Linked DNA regions of Homo sapiens: region 1 is linked to region 2. Evidence: read pairs that join two places in POLR2A ChIA-PET (ENCODE). Cell type or tissue: MCF 10A. All regions are shown on one strand. Links, peaks and the distances in the headings refer to the core of each region. The heading gives the core; the rest is flanking DNA.

Region 1 (10,624 bases), core at 1,331-9,330, 57 kb after region 2:
TAGTATTTGACCTGCATAATTTAGACCACATTTTTATACCTTGAAGACATTTGTATTTTACCAATAATTCCTAAGACTCTTTTTATTTTTAAAGATTAAAGTCACATGAACTGAAAGGTACCACAGCTTTTACTTTTCCCTTAAAAATGTTTGATTTAAGCGCTTATTTTTCTTAGGCCAATTAATTAGAGCTCCTTTTTTTAATAGGCATTACACAAGTAACACATATATAACCACACAAACAGAAGAAGATCCAGCAGTTATAAGATTTTGCATTTGCCAATGTCCCAATTGGATTATTGGCCTCTGAGTGAGGTTCTTTCAGAACAGAGCTAGGAATACAGCTTCCAGGGCCTAATAAGCAAGCATAGCCAGAAGACAAAGACGATTTTGAGAGGTATTTATTCACCTTTAATTCCAGGGGCTCCGAGGAAAACAGATTTTTCCTAAAATGGGATTTGTGGTGCATTTTCTGTTTCCCCAAGGAGTCCCAGGCCACCGGAAGCCATTCTAGGTGCACCAAGAGTGGCAAGACACAGTAAAAAAAAAAAGCAATTCAGTCAACTGAGAAAAAAAAGTTTCCAGATTTATGAAGATTTATTTAAGAAGATTTATGAAGAGAAAAACATAAAGGCCTTTTAAATATACCCATTGATTGGATATCCACTTTTAATTAAGCTGAATGCTCTTTAAGAAAATCCTTTTTCATTAATTAAAACTTTACAAAGAATGCAAACAGTAATTCTTATTATTTCTTTTACCCAGTTTGCTCCACTTACCTGTTCACAATCATGTTTAGGTTCTCCAGTTTTCTCTGGGAGAAAGTGGCTGGGCTCAGGCAAGGGCAGGTTTTCAGCTGGACTGCAGATCCCTTTAGCAGCAAAGCTTGGTATTTGAGGAGGCAATTGTTTGTCAGCCAGAGACTTTCCTTAGAGGACAACAGTCCTGTTACATTGTGTGGGGTTAAACAGTTATTTCCCATGGTTAACCCAGTGGCCTCTGACACCAGCAAAGCCTCCACTGTAACTGCTTGGAGGCAGGCTGACCATCCTTTGGCCACCAAGTTTTAAGTTCCTTGCTTAAGTAACTCACTGGCTGTTGAGCTGGACCTCAAGCCTTAGTTAAAACTTCCAGGGCCATTTCCTTCCTTTTTGTTACATAGAGACTGAATGCTTTCCCCATGGAAAGACTGAGGGCTGGTATGTTATGTTATATTATGTTATGTTATATTATGTTATGTTATGTTATGTTATGTTATGTTATGTTATGTTATGTTATGTTATTTTTGAGACGGAGTCTCACTCTGTCGCCCAGGCTGGAGTGCAGTGGCATGATCTCAGCTCACTGCAAGCTCTGCCTTCCGAGTTCACGCCATTCTCTTGCCTCAGCCTCCCGAGTAGCTGGGACTACAGGTGCCTGCCACCATGCCCAGCTAATTTTTTTTGCATTTTTAGTAGAGACGGGGTTTCACCGTGTTAGCCAGGAAGGCTTGGTTTAGCTGGTTAAAGGCTTTTTGAGCCTTAGGTTCCCAAAAGAGAGAGGGGTGAGTTTTAACTGTTTGAGTTTCTTTTATGAGGTGGTATAAAGGGTGAGCCATTTCCCTGTGCCCAGGTACTCACAGTTTACAAAATCCAGTAATGCCCAAGAATTTCCCTAACTATCAAAGGAAATGGGCCTAATCCTTTCCTCACCTGGTGCTCTGGTCCCTTCTGATAAGACCAGAACTAGGTACTTTACTGAAGTCTGACAGAGCTGAGCTTTGGATTTTGAGACTCTATACTCCCTTTCAGCTAAGAAATTAAGGAGAGTCTTAGCATCTTCCTGAGCCTTCCTTGATTGGGGCATAGAGGAAAGTGTTATCTACATACTGCAAGACCCTGACCTGAGGACGGGAAAACTTAGAGGGGTCCTTTGACAGTGCTTGTCCAAATGAGTGAGGGCTGTTTTGAAATCCCTGAGGCAGCACCATCCATGTTAACTGTGTGGTCTGGCCGGAGGGATCCTTACAGGCAAACAGGTATTGAGAGTCAGGATGTAACGGTATGCAGAAAAAGGCATCCTTTAAATCTAGGACTATAAACCATTTAGTTCCTTCAGGTATTTGAGTCAGCAAGGACTCAAACGGATGAATTGGGACTATGGCCCATTAATGAGGCAGATGTCCTGAACTAGTCTCCATTCCCCATTGGGTTTTTATGCTCCTAGTATCGGGGTGTTGCAAGGACTGTTACAGGGTCTGAGGAGGCCCTGCATTTTTAGGTTATTAATAATAGCTTCTAGCCCTTTCCTGGCCTCTGGCTTTAGAGGATATTGTCTCTGGTTAGGAAAAGAAGTGGGATTTTTAAGGCGGATCTGAACTGGCCTAGCAGTTTTAGCTTGACCTATTCTTCCTTGAGTTGTCCACACTTCTGGATTAATGTTGGCTTTCACTAAGGGAAGACAAAGAGTTTGTCCTGGGGCCATGAGGATGCTGGCCCCCATGTGGGCTAAAATATCTCTACCTAGTAAAGGAGTGGGGGGACTTTCAGGCATATTTAAGAAGGCATGTGTAAATAATAAGTTCCCCCCAACTACAGTGAGAGAAATATTGGGTTAGAGTCTTTCCTGAGACACCCACCATGGTTGTGCTATGGGAAGAGGGGAGGCCTTGATTGGACAGGAGAACAGAGAGACTGGCTCCAGTATCCAGGAGGAAGCCCACCCTCCTTCCTTCAATTTCCAGAATCACCCGGGGCTCCTGAACAGTGATGGCAGTCTGAGCCACTGGAGCCAGGGGTCTGAGCCCTAGGACCTGTCAGTCCTGCCGGACCATCTGTGAGACTAGTTCTGGACCTAGTGACCTCCATATCCAGGGGCAGTTTAATATCCAGTGGTCTTCACCACACGCTGGACAGGGTCAAGGTGGCTTTTTCTTGTTGCCTGGGCAATTCTTCTTAAAGTGCCCTGGCTTGCCACACCAGTAGCAATTAGTGGATGCTTCCTGAGGATCCTGGACTCTGCAAGCCTGCAAAGCATCTCCTTGAGCCTTAGTCACTTTCTCTTTTTCTCCTGGGGCTCCTCCCAGTCCCTATGGTAAAAGACCAAGGTGGCCACCTTCAGGAGATCTTCCAAGGTACTATCTGGTCCTATAGCCTGTTTTTGTGGTTTCCTTCTAATATCAGGAGCTGCCTGCTTTTTGGCTGCAGTGAGGGTTTGACTTAGAAGCAACATAACAGCTCTCCATGTGAAGTCAAACACTTGAGTTAGATTTTGGAAGGTCTCTGTCTACCTATTAGGGACATCAGAAAATCGGCGCAAGTCTCCCTTTATTTTTCTACAGTCCTGTAATGAGAAGGGAACATGTACCCTAGGGGTGCCCCTTCCATCTGGCATTTCTTGTAGGGGTAGAAGTGAAGCTGGGGCAGTGGGGAGCTTTGGAGATGGTGAAGCTGGAGAAGCTGATGGTGCAGTTGGAGGGGGCCCCAGATTAGGAAAACTAGAAGGACTGGGGCACTTAGAAGCTGCCCCCAATGGCTCCTGCAAAACTTGCTCTTCTAACTTAGGGGAATTACTCTCCACAGACCCGCCTGATATGATTGCTAAGAGAGCTGAGTCAATTGTGCAGTGCTTGCTAACGTCTGGGTTGTCTCGCGGGGCAAAGAAAGCCTGTGCATAGGGGACCTTGGACCATTTGCTCTCCTGTCTACAGAAAAGATCTAATTGATGGATAAGATTAAAATCAAGGTTCCCTTCAGCTGGCCATGTCTGTTCATCCCTGAGACAGTAAGAAGGCCATGCCCTTCTGCAAAAGAAAATGAGCTGCTTTTTCTTCAAAGTTTTAGGGTCAAAGGACTCCCAGTGCTTCAGAATGCACTCCAGAGGAGTGCCGGCTGAAGATGGCTTGTTACCCATCTGCAAAAGAGACAAGAATAGAGGTTTCCTCGGTCTCCTGGTTCTTTTCAATGTGACTCAGGGAGGAGGGGACACAGTAGGAGAGTCCTCCTGGCTGTTCTCCCTCCTTGGTCCCCGGGTCCCAGCACCATAGTTGCAGCCCCATGGTTGCAGGTGTGACCCCCAAGCGTAATACCAGAGGACCTAATCAATGGGCTAGTCATGTTTACCCATATGACCTCAGTCCTCTGCCTAATAATTGGGTAATTACTCTCTGACCTCCTAGACCTGTGTGACCTGTGTGGCTTCTTGATAAATGGATCTCCGGAGAGATAATGTAACACTTGCATTTAAGCAAGGCCCCTTAATAGAGGGAGTGTACTGGAATGAGCTTTATACTCTGCTATTATGGACTGGACTAGAGGATTTATTCTTAGGTGGTGGTTCCGGTTAACTTCCAGACATAAAATCCCCTTTCTATTTAGATGCCATTCTAGTTGTAGGCAGAATGGGTGTCTTCAGAGAACGTAAGGGTCAAATGGTGGCCTTCCTGCTAACAGAGAGAGTACTGAGACTAAAATTTGGTTTTGGAGGACATGTTCCTCCTTGCTGCTGAAAGCAGAGTTCTCCCACTTGCAGAGGGGGCATAAGGTTTGGTCTCTATTAGAGGGATGTAAAAGGGAGGAGAACTGAAAAGCCAGAGACTTTTAGCAAAGGGCAGACAAGATTCCTCATGGAGAGGATTCCCATTTTACTAGGTGGTGCTAGTGGAATACCAGGCAGTAACTTTGCCTCCATATGCTCTTTAAACAAAGGATGGAGAGAGAAGTCTGACCTGTGGCATGCTGTCCCCACAGCATACCTCCTAACAGGAGAAAGTTAGTTTGCCTCATAGAGGGGCTATCCGGTCCGACTGGACAGTGCTGGTTCCTCACATGGGAAAAGAAACAGCCTAAGTGGACAGAGGGGCATTTACTGGGGGGAAAATAACCTCCCACCCAACCCCAGGAAGTATTATCATTAGGAGTTAAATAGTCTTTGAGATCTGGATCATGGAATTCCCCTGTCTGTAAAAAGTCAGAAAAACAGCAATCCCTTAACCTGCATTCCTGGTTACTACGGTGGTTGCTAAACCTGCCTAATTGAATTATTTCCTGGGCTATAAAAATTCCTGCAGCATTGCATACAGAGAGGAGATGGGAGACATGGTGACTGCAGAAAGGAAAGGAGGAAAATAAGATTTGCAATAGGAAAACTTGGAGATCCTATGGCTGACACCCAGTCAGGCAATCAGAGGCTGGGGTCAGTCCAGGAGCCTTTTGAATAACACCAGGGTGTGGCCCTGGCCAGAAATTCTCAGTTGCTCCAGGACCTATTCCAGCCCCATACAACAACCAGGCTTTCTGTGAAAAGAAACTAGTTTGGACACAGCCAACATTCCCGGCACCCTGAGGGCAGGTCCTCCCCAGCAAGCCTCACATCTGAGTCTTCAAGACTGGTGGCCAGCCCTTGTGGCTCCTTAATCAGCTGTCAGATGCCCGGTGTTTTTGATAGTTATTTGAGAGAATAAAAACGGAGGACAAGAAGCCTCGGAAGTGAAAGTAGAGTCCGCTCCTTTACTCACCATTCTGATGAAGTCACCTTCAAATCCCAGACGAGCCCTCAAAATGAAGCAGCCTTGTTGTCTGGGGTGAATACTGAGGTTCTTGGTCACACGACCAGATATTGAGGTCAAGGACATGCACACACACATCGAGTGAGTTTGGAGCAGGAGTTTAATAGGCAAAAGAACAGAACAGCTCACAGTCACAGAGAGGGGTCCCGAGCAGGTTGCTAAGCAGTAGTAAAAATGTCAGGGTTTTTATAAATGGTCTAGGGAGGAGGGGCCTCATGAGGAGGGGATGTCTTATCCTCTTAGGGCCTGATGGTTTAGCTGCGACCAAGTGTGCTATCTATATAGAGCAGAATTTTTTTTATCAGCTTTTATCCCATTCCCTGACCACATAGGCTGACTCTTAGTCTGTGTTTCTTTGTCTTGCTTATCTGGGAGGGAGAGTTTCTGTGTCTGTTCCCATACATCTTCTTGCAGCTGCAGGCATCCGCCCCATGAGTCTGCTTTTAGTTTCTCTATCTTAGTGCACCTAAAGGGAAAGGAATGTGCTTATTAAGACCCACTGTTTTACTGGGGCCCATTGTATAAGTGTGAAGTTTGGCAATTACCCAGGAGACTTCCACCCCTTCTTCTGTGCTTGAGCTGTCTTATCTGTATTTTACAGCCTGAACTTTCAGGTTACTTGTTGTTAGAAGAGAAGTGATTTTTTTTAACTGTGTGTGGTTAGAAAGGGAGCTATTTTTGAGCTGCTTTTTGTTAAAAGGAAAGTTTTCTGCTGGGGACTCACTTTACCCTAAATGTCTACCTAAATAATTTCTTTTTGCCTCCTATAACACTGGTAGTGTCTTCCAGCATGCTACCCTCCAGTTAGCTCCTTGGGGGCCAACACCTTCATGCTGGGTAGGTACAGTGATTCTATGTGCACCACAAACTACCTGGCCTAGCCTCTGCCCCCAAGACCTTGTCTCAGTAGACTTTTGGCCAGAGAAGTATCCCCTGGTTCTTAGCTGCTATTTAGAATCTCCTTGAGATTTGGGTAAAAACACTTGACCATGAGACCATCTTTCTATCCAAAAAGAATTCATTTTACTCAGCCTCAATGTTGCTAACAGTAACAACAACCGTAGCAATAATAGAAAATGTTTATTAAGCTCTACTATGTGTCAGACATAGAGATAGATGCTTTCCATGGGTTATCTGTTTTAATCCTGACAGAAGCTTGTCTTACTGTTGAGAAGGTAAAGTATAGTGAGTGAGGCTGGCTGACTTGCCCACGGTCTCAGAACTATTAAGTGGTATATTCAGGATTCTAGATAATTCCTAGAACACTTTCCTTTCATCTTTGCATGATCAGCTGCCTCAAGTCTGATTCCAGAGCTGGAGTTCAAGCCACTGTTCTATGCTGCTGCCCATCTCTGAAGAGAACATTGTCCTGAATCTATGTATCTTCTTCTTTTCCCTTTTTCATAAAAAGAGAAAGGCATAGGACCCACCTTTTTTTTCAGTTTATCCTAATTCTTTGGTTACAAGGACACCATAATTCAAAATGTAGCCCATGTTACATTCAGAATTATCAGCATAAAGGGTGAGGAGACATTTGGCACAACCAACCCCTTTTCAGTGCCTGTTATGTGTGGGCCAATGCAAGGCAGACTGTTGGAGAAGACAAGGATTATAATCCCTAGTTCTTGTGTTCAAATAGTCTATGAATACTAGCACAGCTAAGGCATGCACAAAAATAACTATGATTAATTCATAATATAACAGTGACAGGAGGGGCACAAATAAGATCCCACTGGGGTTCAAAGAGAAGAGATCACATTTCACTTGGGGGCATCGGGCAAAGCTTCTTGGAGGATGTAGATGTTAAAATGGACCTTGGGAGATGATTGAGTTTCTGTAAACAGAATTAAGGGACAAGGTGTTTCAGGTGAATGGAATGGCATGTGCGGAGGTCTAGGGGAGTCATGGTAAATCCACAGAAAAGTGTCTTGCAGCAGTGAAGTGGCCTCGTCTGGGGTGACACCCATGGTTTGTTGTCTCACGGCCACAGATATCAAGGACGTAGACACACAAAGAGTGAGGTTAAGAGTGGAAGTTTAATAGGGAAAAGAAAGAGACTAGCTCTCTGCTACAGAGAGGGATTCCAGAAAAATGGGTTACCAATTCACGGTGAAATGCAGAGGGGTTTATAGATGAGCTGTGGCAGGCACTGGGGGTTGGGGGGCTGATGTCTGATCTACATAGGGCACCAAAAACCAGTTAGAAACAGGTGTGCTATCTGCATAGGGCATGAATCTCTGACAGTCCCTACCCCAGTCTTTTATTATGCAGGTGGGTTTTCAGCCTGAGCTGTACTGTATTGGTCATTTCTTTCTTACTGTACACATGCTAACAAAAAAGGGAAGGTGGAGTTTCCATGGTGGACATGCCTGGCCCCCAGGTAGCCCTTTTCTGTTGGTACAGCGGCCAGCATTCCCTTGTGCAAGCTTTCAGTTTCCTTATCTACGTTTGTAGCTTGATTTTTCAGGCTGCTCTTTGTTAGAAAAAAAAATGATTTTGGGGGCTGCTTTTTGTTACAAGGGAAGTTCTGCCAAGGACTCTTTTGCCCTCACTATCTGTTTTTTGTTTTTTTTTTCTTTTTTGAGATGGGGCCTCGCTCTGTCACTCAGGCTGTGGCATGCACTGGCATGATCTTGGCTCACTGCAACCTCCACCTCCCGGGTTCAAGTGATTCTCATGCCTCAGCCTCCTGAGTAGCTGGAATTACAGGCCCCCACCACCATACCTGGCTAACTTTTATATTTTAATAGAGACAAGGTTTTACCATGTTGGCCAGGCTGGTCTTGAACTCCTGACCTCAAGTGATCCACCCACCCCAGCCTCCCAAAGTGCTAGGATTACAGGCATGAGCTACCACACCCGACCTGCCCTCACTATCTGCTTAAACAATTTCTTTCTATCTCCTGTATCAGCAGGAGGTACTTGCAAAGCAGAAGTAGGCTGGTTGGGAGCTTTCTGAGAAAGCAGGTACCAGAAGGAGGTTTTAGGGGTGCTACTGAGAAAGCACCCATAAGAATCACAGACATGCGGGAATGACCCACAGGCACTGGCTGGGAAACAACATATGACAGAATCATGATGCTAAATGGAGGGGGTTAAGAGGACATATAAACCAATAGACTGGTAATGAAGGGGGTCAGGAGCCTGGAGTGCAGCACAGTTGGGTAAAGCACAATATTTCAAGAGCTGAGTCCATGAATTTGGCTGCCTAGTGTCCTTTTATGTGGCTATTTACAATAGTGAATGGGATACTGTAGAGAGTCTCAAATGTCAGGCTGCAGTGCCTAAAGTAAATCCAGCAGATGATGGGGAGCCATTGTGTATTTCTGAGCAGGGGAGAGACATTGTGAGAGTTTTTCTTTTTACAAAAATGAATCTGGCAAGACTCTGGGAAGACCAACCAGGAGTTAAGAATACTAGTTAGCAGACATCTGCACTTGTCTAAGAAGAAACCCTGAAATCTTGAATTGGAATGGTTGTGATAGGAAATAAAAAGAGTGAAAGAATGCAAAAGAGGCTGTAAAGCAACATTTTGCATGACCGTGGACTTGAATGAAGAGGAAAGGAGAGGGTAAAAAAATCAAAGCTATTGGGCTGGGTGCAGTGGCTCACGCCTGTAATCCCAGCACTTTGGGAGGCCTAGGTGGGCAGAGCACAAGGTCAAAAGATCGAGACCATTCTGGCCAACAAGGTGAAACCCCGTCTCTACTAAAAACACAAAAATTAGCTGGGCGTGGTGGCGTGCACCTGTAGTCCCAGCTACTGGGGAGGCTGAGGCAGGAGAATCGCTTGAACCCGGGAGGCAGAGGTTGCAGTGAGCCGAGATGGCACCACTGCACTACAGACTGGCCACAGAGCAAGACTCTGTCTCAAAAAAAAAAAAAAAAATTGAATCTATTTTGAGGATTTCAGCTTGGCTTGACTGGGGGGAAGAGTGATCCCTTTCACAGAAACAGGGAATGAACAAAAGGTAATGAACCCTCTCTGCCCCTTCCACACCCCCTCCTAGCTGAGAGTGCCAAGGGAGAAATTGATTGTTATATGGATTGTCCTCTCCTTTTTAAAAATAGGAACACGGCTGGGCATGATGGCTCATGCCTGTAATCTCAGCACTTTGGGAGGCTGAGGCAGGTGGATCGCCTGAGGTCAGGAGTTCAAGACCAGCCTGGTCAACATGGTGAAACCCATCTCTAGTAAAAAATACAAAAAAAAATTAGCCAGGCATGGTGGCAGGCACCTGTAATCCCAGCTACTAGGGAGGCTGAGGCAGGAGAATTGCTTGAACCTGGGAGGGAGAGGGAGTGAGCTGGACTGCACTCCAGCCCGGGTGACAGAGCGAAACTCCATCTCAAAAAAAGAAAAAAAAAAAAGGAACAGAAAGTAGGTCCCCAAGGTATGTAAACTTAAAGTTCTATAGCTTCCTCTCCACACCTCACATCTTTTTGCATCTCTAACCTTGCCAAGGATAACTAAAGTTTGGCTGTATTTTTTCATTTCTCCCTGAAATATTTTCAATAGAATCATTTCTGAAACCCATTCCAACCCCCCATACAGCACAAACAACGAGGAAACAGAAGATTCACCAAACATTTATGAACAGCCAGCTGTTATAAAGACAAGGGACCAATCTGAAAAATCAGAATAAAGTCTCCTTGTTAAAGCTGCTGCAAGAAACAGGCAAGCAAAACTTAGAACATTTTTAATTTGTAATTTTTGCTTAAAGTTTTGGTAAGATGTTGTATCATGGTAATTTGTCAGCAGTTCTAAAAGGGAACCATTTGTGTTCAGGAAAGATAGCTTAGAAGTGCAAAACATAGTTCCAGATTTTAAAACACAGTGAATGCAGTAACAGCCAACTTAAACTCTGCAAAATGCCAAATTGGTGAATTAACAGACAAGTTTGAATTGTTTCAAAACTCAGAGGAGATGATAAAAAGATAAAAACAAAAAAAAAGGCAAGAATATGGAAGAGAGAGAGAGGAGATTCAAAAGACATGAAAAGAATTCTAGAGGAGATGGCTGGGCGTGGTGTCTCACACATGTAACCCCAGCACTTTGGGAGGCCGAGGAGGGCAGATC
Region 2 (10,624 bases), core at 1,031-9,030:
TAGAAAAAAGTTTCTTGGTTTATGTCCTTGTTTAGGTGGAAAAGCTTTCACCATCTGAAAACTTCTTAAGAAAAGGTACATGGGAGATAAACATTTTGAAATTGTACGTGTCTGGAATATATTTACCCCCACATTTGACTGCTAATTTGTATGTGTATGAGAATCTATGTTAGAAATAATTTTCTCTCAGCATTTTATTTACTTATTTATTTAATTTATTTAGATACAGAGTCTCGCTCTATCACTCAGGTTGGAGTGCAGTGGTGCCATCTTGGCTCACTGAAACCTCCAGTTCCCAGGTTCAAGTGATTCTCATGCTTCAGCCTCCTGAGTATCTGGGATTACAGGTGACCACCACCACGCTTGGCTAATTTTTGTATTTTTTAGTAGAGATGGGATTTCAACAAGTTGGCCAGGCTGGTCTTGAACTCCTGTCCTCAAGTGATCCACTCACCTTGGCCTCTCAGAGTGCTGGGATTACAGGTGTGAGCCACTGCACCCAGCCTACTCTCAGCATTTTAAAGACATTATTCCATTGTCTTTCAGTTTCATGTGTTGCTACTGAGAAATCAGATGCCATTCCGATTCTGGATCCTTTATGTGAAACCTTATTTCCTCCTGGGTACTTGTAAGATCTTCCCTATGTCCTCAGTCTTCTAAAGTTTTATCACAATGTTGCCTTGGTGTGGTTCTGGTTTTGTCCATTGCACTATGCTCAGTGAGCACTTTCAATGTGGAAATTCATGCTCTTTAGTTCTCAAAATATATAATTGAATTATTTAATTCATTTCTTCCCCTGTTTCCCAGATGTCCAAGGCTGGCTTTCTAATCTTCTTATCCTTTCTTATTTCTTTCCCTTCTCTTTGCCTTCTGTCTATGCATTCTAGGATATTTTCTAACTTTATCTTCTTAACATTCTACTCAGTTTTTTATTTTTGCTATCAGATTTTTAATTTAAAAGAGCTGTGTTTGGTTCTATGAGTGTTCCTTTTTTAGGGTATTTATTTATTTACTTATTGAGATAGTGTCTCGCTATGTCACCCAGGCTAGAGTGCAGTGGCTGTTCACAGGTGTGGTCATAGCCTCAAACTCCTGGGCTCAAGTTGTCCTCCTGCCTCAGCCTACCAAGCAGCAGGGACTACAGGCTCATGTCATCGCACCCAGCTTTTCTGTTTTATTTGATCTTTCTCAGAGAAGATCAATAATAGATTTCTCAGTTTTCTTCTCCCCCTATACTCTTTTTCTTCCTTTTCTCTTTTTTCCTGTTAGCATGTTTTGGGTTCTGTTTTTAATGTCAGATCCTTCCCCTACATTGTGATGACCTTCAGCTGCCTGCTCTTACTTAAGTGTGCCAGATTTAGCAACAAAAAGAAAGAAAAAAAAGACAGGACATCTGGTTAAATTTGAATTTTAGATAAACAATGAATAATTTTTAGTATAAGTATGTCTCATGCAATATTTGGACATACTTATAGTACATAAGTATTTTATATTTTAGTAAAACATTAATTGGTGTTTAACTGAAAATCAAATCTAACTAAGTGTCCTGTATTTTATCTCGCAACCCTAAGAGTGAGGTCTACAAAGCTGCCTGGAAGCCCTGAGTGCGTGTGTAAGTGGGTGGGGCTTGACAAGGGTGAGTTTACCAACAGGTTGCTCCAGTTTCATTGCATAAATGATTACATCTCTTCAGGTCTTTCCTCTTAGATTCCCCAAAGAAAAGTATTCCAAACTCTCCAGCCTGGTGAGTTTGAACTTGGCTGCCAGAGTTCTAGGAGCCAAGCGGGAAGAATACCAAGCAGCTCAGTAGGCATCATCTTAAGTTTCATATGGCTCTTCAATTTCAGTACAGTAGCCCTAGTCTTGTGTTAATCTCATGGCCTTGATGAAAGATGGCTGCAAATTCTTTGCACCCTCCCACCCCTCCCCACTCAGGGATGGAGCCTAATCCCCTTCCCTTAAATCTAGACTGGCCCTAGTGACTGGCATGATTTATAGAATGCAACAGAAATAATGTTCAACAGCTTCCAAGCGTGCATAAGAAGGCTTGTAACTTCTGCCTGGATGTCTTGGAGTAAACTTTCTGGAAACCCTGAGCCTCCATGAAGGAAATCTGACCCTGAGCCTGCCATGTGAAGGGGCATGTGTAGATGCTCTAGTTGACAGTGCCAGTTGAGACCAACCTTCCAGCTCTTCTTATCATGGTACCCAATATGTGAGTTCTCCAGACTGGCCCATCTGCCAGCTGGATAACACCAAGTGACCTTTCTTGATGCCAGGTGGAATAGAAGAATTGCTCAGTTCAAATTCAGACCCACAAAATCATGAGATATAATGGTCACTGTTTTATGTAACCTTCAAGTGTTGGGATGGTTTTTTAGGCAGCCTTAGATAACCAGAACACCTCAACTACATCTGATGTCCCCATTCCAGAGAGCCACTGCATGATTCTTCAGAGAACATCCTTCCAATCATCCACCCTCGTGGAAGAGGGACCGTGGCCACTGTGCAGTGTTGGGAATGCTGACTGCTTCTTGTACAGACTTACAAGAAATCGTCCTGGGTTTAGTCTCACCTACACACCCACTTTCAGACACATCCAGTGCAGCAAACTCTCCTATCCCGAGAAATCCTACTGTCATGTTGCTTCTCGGTTTTCCCTACTCCTGGTTTGGAAGTCGGCTTTCTGAGGTCTGTTAAGTCAGTTATCACCTGTCCACGTGCTTTCCAGGTTCCAAACTCTTATTATTTTTCCTCTCTTGTTCCCTTGTCCTTGTGAGATTTTTAATTTTTTTTTATTTAAAAAAGTGGTTTTTTTAGGGGGGTGGGGTGGGGACAGAGTCTCACTCTGTCACCCAGGCTGGAGTGCAGAGGCATAGCTCACTGCAGCTTCAAACCCCTGGGCTCAAGTGATTTTCCTGCCTCAGCCTCCCCAGTAGCTGGGACTAGAGGCGTGCGTCACTAGGCTTGGCTAATTTTTTTTTTTTTTTTAAAGAGACACGGTGGGTGGGAGAGAGAGTCTCATTATGTTGCCCAGGCTGATCTCGAACTCCTGACCTCAAGCCATCCTCCCACCGCGGCCTTCCAACGTGCTGGTGTTACAGGCGTGAGCCACAGCACCCAGCCCTATCTTTAATTTAAAGGCTCCTTGGAGTGGAATTTCAACAATTATATTAATTTTTTAAATACTCTTAGATCAGGTTTCCTGGAAACAGAGCCTGACCCTAGGATTCTTGTGCAAGTGCTGTAGTGAGGGTATTCTCGAGGGAAGCCTCCGAGTAAGTGAGGGAAATAGGATAGGCCAGAGGGAGAAACTGAGCAAAGATATGGTTTCTGATGAAGTTTATCCTCAGTCTGATCCCATGGGAACTCTGGCATATGAAGGGTACCACAGATTTATTCCTGGCCTTTTATAAGCTAAAAAAGTTAGCCTCTGGCCATGGCTTCCTCAGTCTGGTCTGAGCGCAGATGTCAGCAGATGGGGGCAATGAAGGGGCAGTGACCTGGGGCTGGATGCACCCACCTAGTAAAGGTTATTTACGCGGGGTGCCAACGCATCTACTTCATTCCTAAACTTTATTTTTTTCATGTAGCTTAATTTTTTCTTTCTTTTTCTTTTTCTTTTTTAGGGACAGGTTTTCGCCATGTAGCCCAGGATAATCTCCCAAACTCCTAGCCTCAAGCAACCACCTGGGCCTCCCAAAGTGTTGGGATTACAGTCTGAGCCACCTCACCTGGCCTAATTGTTGCTTGTAAGGGATGCAGTGTCTCTCTAATCTTGCTTAAGAAATGAATTATCTGTATTTCATTTTTTTTCCTACTGTTTGACCTTTAATTTTTTGTTTTGTTTTGTTTTTGTTTTTGTTTTTGTTTTGAGACAAGGTCTCACCCTGTCGCCCAGGCTGGAGTGCAGTGGTGCAGTCATAGCTCACAGCAACATTGAACTCCTGGGTTTAGAGTGATCCTCCTGCTTCAGCCTGGCTAGTAGCTGGGACTACAGGCGTGGCTATGCACCCGGCTAATTATTTATTTATTTTTTGTTTTCTTTTCTTTTTTTCTTTCTTTTTCTTTTCTTTCTTCCTCTTTTTTTTTTTTTTTTTTTTTAGACAATGTCTCACTCTGTCGCCCAGGCTGGCGTGCAGTGGCGCAATCTCAGCTTACTGAGCCTCTGCCTCCCGGGCTTGGGTGTTTATCCCACCTCATCCGACTGAATAGCTGGGACTACAGGCGCATGCCACCACACCCGGCTATATATATGTTTTTTTTTTTTTTTTTTTTGAGATGGGATTTCACCACATTGGCCAGGCTTATCTCGAACTCCTGGGCTAAAGTGATCCACTTGCCCTGGCCTCCCAAAGTGCTGGGATTACAGGCATGAGCCACTGTGCCCAGCCTTAATTTTTTAAGTTATCATATGCAGATAAAAGAGGCAGAACCAGTTTTAGTATCCAAATCAGTCTGATCCTAAAACCCGTGCTCTAAACCATATTAAACCACCTTTTAAAATTACATCTTAATGAAATAATTTAATGTTACCTCTCCAGCTTTAAGGGTGCCATTAACCACTTAGATTTTGATGTGTCGGATGGAAAACACTCCCCAAACGGGCTATTCTCTGTTTTTTAAAAAAACTGAATTTGCCTATAGACTCAACGGATTCATTCTGCAAGCATTCACTACGTGGCGAAATCGGTGCTGGGCATGGGTGCAAAGACGACCTAGCCCTAGTTGGTGTCTTCAAGAGGCTGCGTCCAGCAGGGGAAGCAGATATGAAAACACAGAACTATTACAAGGGATGAGCGCCGCGCCAAGCCGAACCTGGGAGCTACGGACAGTGTCTAAACTTTAGTCACTCACAGGAGTACAAAGATCCGGGGCTGCTCCTAACTCCTACTCCAAAGCTTTCCTGGCCTGCTGGGCGCACAGGGAAGAGGGAAGTGCTGGAAACTTTTGGGAATGTGTGTTTTCATGTGAAAGAGGGGAATGAAATGTATCCTTCAGATTTCACTTTCTACTTTTCCGGCCACGGGCTCGGCACGACCTGCCGTTGGGAGACGAACGGTTTCCCGAGGTGGGGGGAAGCGCGGATTTGCCGCGGGACTCCGGCTTGGCGCGGAGCTGGGCGCGGCAGGCGCAGGGAGGAACTGGCGAGGTGGCCCGGGCTCGGCCCTCCGAGGGTGTGGAGCGCCCGGGAAACGGGACCCCAAGAATCCAACTGCTCCCACCCTGCGCGGCCAGGAGCGGGGCTGGCGATACTGGGGACACTGTCCAATCCGGGCAGGGGGCGAGGCCGGGGGACCGGGCGGGCCTGGGGAGCAGGCACGTGTGGAGGGCGGACCCGCCGGGGGTCGAGGCCTGCCTCTCCGAGAGCTCCTGGCGCGGCCGTCCCGGCCCGGGGCCCCAGGTGCGCTTCCCCTAGAGAGGGATTTTCCGGTCTCGTGGGCAGAGGAACAACCAGGAACTTGGGCTCAGTCTCCACCCCACAGTGGGGCGGATCCGTCCCGGATAAGACCCGCTGTCTGGCCCTGAGTAGGGTGTGACCTCCGCAGCCGCAGAGGAGGAGCGCAGCCCGGCCTCGGTACGAGGGGTAAAGGGGCTCCGGGCCGGGGGTCCTGGGCTCAGGGAACGGGGAGCGTGGCCCGGGAGCGTCTCGCGGGGATGCCCGGCTCCGCGCTGCACCCCAGAGTGGGTGCTCGCCGCCGGCTTGCGGGCAAGCCCGGGCGGCCACAGGGTGGAGGGGGCCAGCGGGCCCTGGACTCGCTCCGGGTGGGCGAGAGGGAGGCGAGCGCGGTGCTTAACCGCTGGCACCATCCAGGACATCCAGGGCCGCTTACACGGCTCAGGACGCGGGTCAGAGACCACGGCAGTTATTTATTCAGTCCATGTGCTAGGCTTTGCATCAAAAAGAAAGGACCGAGATAATCTTGCCTGTAGCTAACTCCTCCTAACACCTCTTACAGTTTACTTTTTAATTCTTTACTCCATTTAAGAAACTTACTCCTTTCTCCTAGATCCTTACCACTTTCTTACCTTCTCGTGTGTCTAATGCCCTCGGCACAGTGCCCGGCACATCGGAGTCTGATTATTATAGGGTCCATGACTTGAGTTGGCTGGTGGCGCAGTCTCAGCATTTTGTCATGACTTTGACCAGCTGGAGACTTTGGTGCCAAGGAGGAAGGCTTCTCAACCATTTACCGGCAGAAGTGACCCCCGGGGCAATGCAAGTCTTCTGAGCTGACAGAGCAGAGTGGGTCCTGCATAACTCGTGCTTTACATGGAACTGGGCATCTGCTCTCTCCTGCTGACAGTGGGAAGGATAGATAAGGTGTCCCTCTCCAAGTTATCCATTCTCCTGCCCACCAGTCCATGACACCCCACCACCCCCTTCCACTCCCTACTGTTTGCCCTTTAATTTTTTGTTTTGTTTTGTTTTGAGACGAGGTCTCACTCCTGTAGCCCAGGCTGGAGTGCAGTGGCTGGATACAGTTCACTCTGCCTCCCAGGCTCAGGTGTTTCACCCACCTCAACCTCCTGAGTAGCTGAGACTACAGGTGCATGCCACCACGTGCCTATAGTCTCAGCTATTCAGGAGGTAACTGGTAACTCTATTGATAACCAAACCCTAGATTTTTTTTTTTGAGATGGAGTCTTGCTCTGTTGCCCAGGCTGGAGCGCAGTGATATGATCTCTGCTCACTGCAACCTCCGCCTTCTGGGTTCAAGAGATTCTCCTGCCTCAGCCTCCCGAGTAGCTGGGACTACAGGCGTGTGCCAACACGCCTGGCTAATTTTTGTATTTTTAGTAGAGATGGGGTTTTAACATGTTGGTCAGGCTGGTCTTGAACTCCTGACCTCAGGTGATCCACCTGCCTTAGCCTCCCAAAGTGCTGGGATTACAGGCATGAGCCACCGTGCCCAGCGGCCAAACCCTAGGTTTTTAGTTGCCAGGGAATTCTCAGACACAGGTGGAAGAGCAAGTAGGAGAGGAAGTGGACAGGGATAAGAAAACGGATAACCCCATGACCCAAGAGCTGCTGACTCTCCAGAGCCCTATCAGGCCAAGGCCATCCTCATTCAGCTCATGTCAGATTTCTGTTGATTGAAGATAGAGACACAAGTACACCCCTGCCCCCACCCACACATAGACAGGCACAGACACACAACTACTGGATCAAGGGCTTCTGTGAATTTCCCTCCTAGATGTTCTTGCATTTGGTTAGGGATAATGTTTCTCTGCAAGCAATTTAGAGAGTAACCCGCACAGTCAAGCCATGTACCACTCCAGGCCTTGGTGTTTAAAGGGTGAGCCTCCTGGTCATCCCCAGGCTCATGTCCAGTGGCATGTTTCTTTGTTTATGTCCAGCCACTCATTTGTTTTCCTGAGCTCATTTATTATCTGCTTTTAGACTAAGCCTGCTTTTCTCCAAGGGAGATAAAGATGAGTGGCAGGCACTGGGGATTGTGGGCAGTGTGCCAGGGAGTACCTGAAGTTCCAGAATAAACAAGGGGTGGGGAAGCCTGGGCAACATAGCAAGACCCCGTCTCTACAAAAATTTTAAAAATTACTTGGGCATGGTGACACCCACCTGTAGTCCCAGCTACTTGGGAGGCTGGGAGGGAGTTTCACTTAAGCCCAGGAGTTCAAGGCTGCAGTGAGTTATGATCACACCATTGCACTGCAGCCTGGGTAATAGAGTGAGGCCCTGTCTGAAAAACAAACAAACAAACAAACAAAAACAAGAGGAGGAGATTTTCTTTGAGTGTCATTTTTACACAAATATTTGAAATTAAAAAACACTTTTTATACTAAAACAATCACAGATATATTTTGAAGTAGAATCCAAAAATTGTATACCTTTTAAATCTAAAACAAGAAACCTCAAAAACATTTTGCTTGGGATTTGAGCTGCAATTTGGTCCAAACCTAGCCCTTGAGGGTTTGTTTTCACTGCAATTAGGGCTACTTATGGAGGCAGTTTGATAGACACTGCAGTGTCCTCCCTGGAGCAACTTTGAGTAACACTCATCCTAGGCTGTCTTATCTAATCTTCACTTCAACCTGCAATGGGGTTATTAACGTTGGTTTACAGCTGAGGATCCCAAGGTTCCATATCATAATCCTTGGTCAAGTTCAGACCATTTGTGAACGAAAGCTTAAATCCAGCTGCCAGGATACAAAAGCCTGTTCTCTTATCCTCTCTGCCCTACCATAACTCCATCAGTGCTTGGTTCATAGTAATTTGGATTTGTGGCTTCGTAGATTGTTAACTAAATCTTGAACAAGTGTTTTCCTTTTTCTTATTTTCTTCTTGTCAAGCTGATATGAAATGGGGTTGAATGAACAAGAACTGTTTCAACTGGAAAGGGAGCACACTGCTGTTGTCCCAGCTACTTGGGAGCCTGAGGCAGGAGGATCCCTTGAGCCCAGGAGTTTGAGACTGCAGTGAGCTATGATTGTGCCACTGCACTCCAGCCTAGGTGACAGAGTGAGATCCTGTCTCTAAATAAAAAGAAAAAAAAATAAGTTTGCAGTGAGTGTGAGGGGTGCATGCTAGCCAGCAGCCCTAAATGCCAGAGGGGTTTGACATGTGGATAAGGGAATAAACTCGCTCTTTGAGGTGTTTGGCAGAGCTGGGTGGTGGGCTCTGGTTGAATTTGAGGAAGTAGTTTTTAAAACCCATAGGCTGGGTGGCCTTGATGTTGGCGAGAGCTCTGTCACTACAAGTTTAGGCAGAGGTTCACAGCCCTTTTCTGATGGAGCTGGGAAGGGTTAGCAGATTAAGCTCAGTTAACTTCTAAATCTATAGTTCCCAAACTTCAGGGTGCATCAGAATCACCCAGGAAGCTTGTACAATATGCAGATTCTGCTTATTTAAGCAGCTCCTTGGATGATTGTGATTCAGGCCTCACTTTGAGAAACTATGCTTTATTTTTTTTATTTTTTTATTTTTTGAGACAGAGTCTTTCTCTGTCACTCAGGCTGGAGTGCAATGGTGCCATCTCAGCTCACTGCAACCTTTGCCTCCCAGGTTCAAGCGATTCTCCTGCCTCAGCCTCCTGAGTAGCTGGGTCTACAGGTGCATGCTACCACACCCAGCTAATTTTTGTATTTTTAGTAGAGGTGGGGTTTCACCATATTGGCCAGGCTGGTCTCGAACTCCTGACCTCAGATGATCCGCTTGCATCAGCCTCCCAAAGTTCTGGGATTACAGGTGTGAGCCACCACGCCCGGCTGAGAAACTATGCTTTAGAAACACTTATATGAATATGTGCATACTTCATAAATTGAATAAAGCATTAATAAAAACATATCACCTTCCCAAGGAAACTTAGGTTTTGGTCATTATGTATAAACTCTAGGTAATGTGGTAAATGCTAAAACCTTCCTTCTCAAGGATAGTTCTTTTGTTTGTTTATTTGTTTGTTTGTTTTCGAGGCAGAATCTTGCTCTGTCACCCAGGCTGGAGTGCAGTCGTGCGATCTTGGCTCACTGCAACCTCTGCCTCCCAGGTTCAAGTGATTCTCCTGCCTCAGCCTCCCAAGTAGCTGGGATTACAGGCACACGCCACCATGCCAGGCTAATTTTTGTATTTTTAGTGGAGACGGGGTTTCACCATGTTTGCCAGGGTGGTCTCAAACCCCTGACCTCATGATCCACCCGCCTCGGCCTCCCAAAGTGCTGGGATTACAGATGTGAGCCACTGCGCCCGGCCAAGGATAGTTCTTTATTATACCAATCACATCTCCCTTGTGATTTGATTAACAGGTTTTTTTTCCCCTGCAAACTCACCACATAGTCTTATAGTGCTAACACCTCTAGAACAATGTAGAGCTCCAACTAAAGGTTTTTTTGTTTGTTTGTTGTTTAACTTAATTGAAACTGAATAGATTACTACATTAATTCCCTGAGGAATTTAGGATTTCTATCTAAGGCTTGTTGTTGGTTTTATCGGGAGTAATTTATTAGTGTTTGGTTTTGTTTGAACTGGACTGAGAGCTTTTGCTATGGGAACCTGAACCACCACCTTTGAAGAATTCTTTTTAAAGATTCAAGTTGTTTGATGTCAGTAAATTGCCATAATGCTTCTTGGTCCACACTGCTTGACGTGAAAAAACAGAGTGAATATTATATTGCAGCTAAGTGTCAGACTGTAAATTACTACGGAAAAGACCTTCTACAGCCTGGTCAACATGGAGAATTCTGTCTCTACCAAAAACAAACAAACAAATGAAAAAAAAAAAACTATAAAAATTAGCCAGGTGTGGTGGTGCACTCCTGTAGTCCAAGCTATATGGGAGGCTGAAGTGGGAGGATCACTGGAGCCCAGGAGGCAAAGGTTGCAGTGAGCCAAAATTGCACTACTACACTCCAGCCTGAGTGACAGCAAGACTCTGTCTCAAAAAACAAAAACGAAAAATCCTTCCATTTTCCTCCTCCTCCCCACGAAATAACTAACCCTTGAGGCCTAGAAGAAACACACAGAACAAGCAGCCTGACATGTAACAGAGCAGGAAGCCCCCCCATGTCCACCTCTACCTCATTTTGTCAAGTCTTCAAGAGACCTCCAGGCCCAGTCACTGTGAATTCATTCCTCTGGGTTTAGGCACTCACCTCCCCGCCACCC

What was found. Peaks named below come from ENCODE experiments on the same cell type or tissue, not always from the same donor. Only the 100,000 strongest peaks of a DNase experiment are listed, where the experiment ranks them.
Region 1: POLR2A ChIA-PET joins it to region 2 with 22 read pairs; 21 of 35 experiments call an interaction of 5 or more read pairs at or near these places.

What each region holds. Positions count from the first base shown.
Region 1 is chr2:69,793,294-69,803,917 of GRCh38, forward strand. The region is part of intron 3 of ANXA4 (annexin A4); the gene reads left to right. SMANTIS (SMARCA4 interacting SWI/SNF chromatin remodeling complex scaffold lncRNA) reads right to left here and starts at 5,705. Exons shown (of 3, transcript NR_164155.1): 1 at 5,495-5,705. In MCF 10A, for the core only: no CTCF peak of the experiment used is centred there; no DNase peak of the experiment used is centred there.
Region 2 is chr2:69,736,598-69,747,221 of GRCh38, forward strand. It overlaps ANXA4 (annexin A4), which reads left to right and starts at 5,537. Exons shown (of 13, transcript NM_001153.5): 1 at 5,537-5,578. RefSeq lists silencers at 5,176-5,355, 5,566-5,805. In MCF 10A, for the core only: no CTCF peak of the experiment used is centred there; DNase peaks (open chromatin) are centred at 4,774, 5,144 and 5,454.